Regions from separate parts of the Homo sapiens genome. Here region 1 is linked to region 2. A link is an interaction called in ENCODE POLR2A ChIA-PET data of the cell type or tissue named here. Cell type or tissue: Panc1. All regions are shown on one strand.

Region 1 (2,500 bases), 230 kb after region 2:
AGATTTAAAAAATTCTCTTTCTTTTAATTTTATTTATTTATTTTTTGAGTCAGGGTCTCACTCTGTTGCCCAGGCTGAAGTGCAGTGGCACGATCATGGCTCACTGCAGCCTCAACCTCCTGGGCTCAAGCCAGCCTCAGCCTCCTGAGTAGCTGATACTGCCGGTGTATGCCACCATCCTTGGCTAATTTTTGTATTTTTTGTAGAGACAGGGTCTCACTTTGTTGCCCAGGCTGGTCTCGAACTCCTGGGCCCAAGCAGTCCTCCTGCATTGGCCTCCCAAAGTGCTGGAATTATAGGCATGAGCCACTGTGCCCAGCTAAATTTTTTATTTTTTTATTTTTATTTTTATTTATTTATTTATTTATTTTGAGACAGTTTCACTCTGTCACCCAGGCTGGAGTGCAGTGGCATGATATTGGCTCACTGCAACCTCCACCTCCTGGGTCCAAGAGATGCTCCTGCCTCAGCCTCCCGAGTAGCTGGAACTACAGGTGCGCAACATCAGGCCCGGCTAATTTTTTGTATTTTTTTTTTTTTTTTTTTTAGTAGAGATGGGGTTTCACCGTGTTAGCCAGGTTGGTCTTGATCTCCTGACCTTGTGATCTGCCCACTTCGGCCTCCCAAAGTGCTGGGATTATAGGCATGAGCCACCGCGTCTGGCCCACCCCAGCTAAATTTTTAACCAAATTTGTTTTATTCATTAAGAGATCGTTCATGCTTTTCTTCTACAATGCTGAACCTCTCTCTTTAATAAGATTTGTAGTACTAATGATTTAAAACAAACAAAAGCAAATGTGTTCTGAAATTCTGAAAGATGAGTTCAGGTTTCTTGTGTCTCTGATGAAGTAAACTCAGATAAATACAGAGAAGTGCAAATTATCCTTTATCACATGTCTTGGAAGAGCCAATTCCATGAAGTTAATCAGTAATTATTTTGGCAGGCTGCACTTGTGAGGAACTTGCACCCTCCCTGTTGTTTGACGAGGGGTGTCTTGTCAGAAAGTAAATTTATAACATTGTTCATTTTTTTCTTTAAGTGATTGTAACAAATATTTGGTGGTAAATTTAACTACTGAAATTAGGAATACTTTGTGAAACTAAGAGGGTAGCATTCAGCAGCTTTAGAATCTTTTCTTTCTTTTTTTAAAGACAGTCTCGCTCTGTCACCCAGGCTGAAGTACAATGGCAGGATCATGGCTCACTGCAACCTCCACCTCCTGAGTTCAAGCAGTTCTCATGCCTCAGCTTCCCGAGTAGCTGGGACTACAATTGTGCCACCACCATGCCTGGCTAATTTTTGTATTTTCTGTAGAGACGGGATTTTTGCCATGTTGGCCAGGCTGGTCTCGAACTCCTGGTCTCAAGTGGTCATCCAGCCTCAGCCTCCCAAAGTGCTGGGATTACAGGGGTGAGCCACCACGCCTGGCCTAGCAGCTTTAGAATCTTTTAAAATTTATGTGCCTGTGCTATTACTGTAGATGATTTTTTAAATTATGATTTTAAGCATCAAGAGTGTGATATTAAGAATGTACTTTTGTTAAAAATACTTCCCAATTAAAAATGCCAGTGTTTAGTTATATACAAGTGTTACTTTTGTTTAAATGTAAGGCAAATATTACATTTCATCATATAATATTTTCTACATGATATATACTGCCTGCTACGATATATTTTTCTAATATTATTGTCTTTTTCTGTCTTCTAAGAAAACTTACAGAGTTGAGGATTCTTAAAAGGTATCCTCATCTTTGAAAATAATGGATCTATTTCTTAGTGGATGTATTCTGCATAGAATTTGGTTAAATAATCTGTTATATTTACCTCTTCTAGCATCTGATTCTGTCTTGTGTTTCTGTGAAAATGTGACTTCCTACATTATCTCAAATGGTACCTAGGGCTTGGAGTAGGTAAAACAATTTGTTTTGTCTGAGCAGTGTTCCATAAAATGATAGGGGCTTTGGTTTTGTTCCTCCTTTCCCCTCCTCCAATTTAGCATCATCACTGTACTTAAATTGTATTTTCATATCCAACTTGTCAGGGACAGCTACTGTGCAGCCATCTCCAGTCAGCATTCTTTTGTGAGGAAAACCACAGCAGCTACAGTGCAGAGGAATGGGAGAATTTCTGTAGTGTCCAAGACAATTCTGATATTAACAAAGCAGTGCTGCCTTTAGGTTGTGGGATACAGCCATGTAATGATGAATGACAAGCTGATGGTATGTGCAGCGGTGTTCTGTAAACAGACAGTTACAGAGGGACAGACGTTTTGCTCTATTGGAGCTTAATTTACAAATTAATAGCCTCTATGATATATCTTATTGTGGTACAAACACAATGATTCAGGTGCTTTTTTTTTTTTTTTTTTTTTTTTTTTGAGACGGGGTCTTGCTCTGTCACCCAGGCTGGAGTACAGTGGCGTGATCTTGGCTCACTGCAACTTCTGCCTCCTGGGTTAAAGCAATTCTCCTGCCTCAGCCTCCCGAGTAGCTGGGATTAC
Region 2 (2,500 bases):
GGTTACAGTGCTTGTTTAGCTAGAGGTAGAGCCAGGATTTGGACACAGGTCTCACTTACTCTGAAGCTCAAGCTCTTTCTTTCTTCCTTTCTTCTCTTTCCCTGATGACAGCAGGGGCAGTTCTATGCTCCCAAGCAAGATAAGAACAAGGTCTAATTCCTTTTCTTCCCATCTGATATTTCCTGGTAGCAAACATTTCCGCCATTTTAAGACCTGTGCTACCCATTGCCATAGAGTAGTGAAGTCCCAGCCTGTTTTGTCTCTTGCAGTAGCCACTCCTTACAGAGCCTGAAAGAGAAGGGGAGCGTCCAGCCGCCATCTTGGGCTCTGTCTTGTCATCCCTTGAACAAGTCTGTCTTCTCTCTCTTTTTTTTTTTGAGACAGAGTCTCGCTCTTTCGCCCAGGCCGGACTGCAGTGGCACTATCTCGGCTCACTGCAAGCTCCGCCTCCCGGGTTCACGCCACTCTCTTGCCTCAGCCTCCCTAGTAGCTGGGACTACAGGCGCCCGCTACCGCGTCTGGCTAATTTTTTGTATTTTTAGTAGAGACGGGGTTTCACCCCGTTAACCAGGTTGGTCTTGATTTCCTGACCTCGTGATCCGCCCGCCTCGGCCTCCCAAAGTGCTGGGATTACAGGCGTGAGCCACTGCGCCCGGCCACAAGTCTGTCTTCTCTTTAATGCCTCATTTGTCTTGGCACAAAGACACATGATTAGGCTCAGAGTGGCATGTTTTGGCAAGGGTGAGACACATTCAGTGGAGTGTTGGGGAAAGGATGGGGTTAGGGTGGAGGCCTAGGGCCAGAGACAGATGGGCCATGCTAAGACATACGTTAGTGACGTTTGTTAGGGAAATGACATGGCTAAATGGTTCTTTAGGAAGAAGAGTCAGGCGCCTCTGGAAGGGATGGTTTGGCCTACAGAGAGAAAACAGGTTATGGTCCAAAAATAGCAATGGCTAACATTTTTTGATTGCCAGACACTATTCTAAGCATTTAAACATATTTTAACTCTCTTAATCCTTGTGACATAGGTACTATTATTATCCCTGTTTTGCAAGTGACAAAACCGAAGTACAGAGACTTTAGGTAACTTGTCCAAGGACACACAGTAAGTGGAAAGGCCAAGACTTAGCCCAAGGCAGCCTACTCATAACTATCAATCTAGTTCAGCTGAATTTTGCAAAACTGAATGAGGAAACGTGTTAGTTCCTTGAAGACAGGGGGCCTGATTAACTACTGTATTCCCATGCAGAGCTCACTTTCTTTTGTTTTGTTTTGAGATGGAGTCTTGCTCTGTCACCCAGGCTGGAGTGCAGTGGTGCAATCTCAGCTCACTGCAAACTCCGCCTCCCGGGTTCACGCCATTCTCCTGCCTCAGCCTCCCGAGTAGCTGGGACTACAGGCGCCTGCCACCACACCCTGCTAAATTTTTTTTGTATTTTTAGTAGAGACAGGGTTTCACTGTGTTAGCTAGGATGGTCTTGATCTCCTGCCCTCGTGATCCGCCTGCCTCGGCCTCCCAAAGTGCTGGGATTACAGGCATGAGCCACCGCACCCGGCCTGCAGAGCCCAACTTTTGAAGCATCACGCACTGTCAATAGATACTTGATTAATGATTAAATGTGAAGGCAATTAGTCTGAACTAAAACAGTGGCAGGGTGGTGGTGGGGAAAAAATGTCCCTGAATTAGAATCACAGGATTTGATGACAAGAGTGGGGGTGAAGAGTGGAAGGAGAGGATTCTGGGGGGATGACTTGGAGGTTCCCAGGTTGGTGGAGCAGGAGGAGAGTGGTGTTGTTAATAAGGCTCAGCCTTCCTGATTAGGGGCTTATCAGAGAGAGTTGAGCTTGGGTCATATTAACTTGAGGGTCCTGGGCGCCTCGGCCCTGGCTCCTCATGTGAGAATCATATAAAGGTTATTCTTCTGATTTTGATAGCAAACCCAATAGGTTTGCAAACTTCTCACATGCTAATTAAGAAACTAATTAAAACCCATCGGTTCTTAAAGACATATGGTTTATTTAAAGTTGATCCAAGATTGATATTTGGTTAAACAATGTTTTAATAAATCATAGAATGAATTGGCTCTAAGAATACTAGCATGGTGCTCCAATTTACTAGACACTTTCCATGCATTCTTTTTTCCTTTGAAATATGAAAAAAATGAGATAGTGTAGATAAAAATATCTAATGCCTAACGATCATTTAAAGCTAGTTTCCTTCTTGAAGCCCATGGAACTCTGTGGGGTTAGGTATGGTTATTATCCCCATTGTACAGATGAAGAAACAGGAGTAATTAAGAGAGATTAAGGGGCTGGGTACAGTGGCTCACACCTGTAATCCCAGCACTTTGGGAGACTGAGACGGGTGGATTACCTGAGGTCAGGAGATCGAGACCAGCCTGACCAACAAAGTGAAACCCAGTCTCTACTAAAAATACAAAAATTATCTGGGTATGATGGCGAGTGCCTGTAATCCCAACTACTTGGGAGGCTGAGG

What was found. Peaks named below come from ENCODE experiments on the same cell type or tissue, not always from the same donor. Only the 100,000 strongest peaks of a DNase experiment are listed, where the experiment ranks them.
Region 1: POLR2A ChIA-PET joins it to region 2 with 10 read pairs; 2 of 35 experiments call an interaction of 5 or more read pairs at or near these places.

What each region holds. Positions count from the first base shown.
Region 1 is chr11:45,987,538-45,990,037 of GRCh38, reverse strand. The region is part of intron 6 of PHF21A (PHD finger protein 21A); the gene reads left to right. Among named protein-coding and RNA genes, the nearest start is that of LARGE2, 66 kb to the right of the region's middle. In Panc1, no CTCF peak of the experiment used is centred here; no DNase peak of the experiment used is centred here.
Region 2 is chr11:46,218,013-46,220,512 of GRCh38, reverse strand. LINC02710 (long intergenic non-protein coding RNA 2710) reads left to right here and starts at 853. Exons shown (of 3, transcript NR_183776.1): 1 at 853-932. In Panc1, no CTCF peak of the experiment used is centred here; no DNase peak of the experiment used is centred here.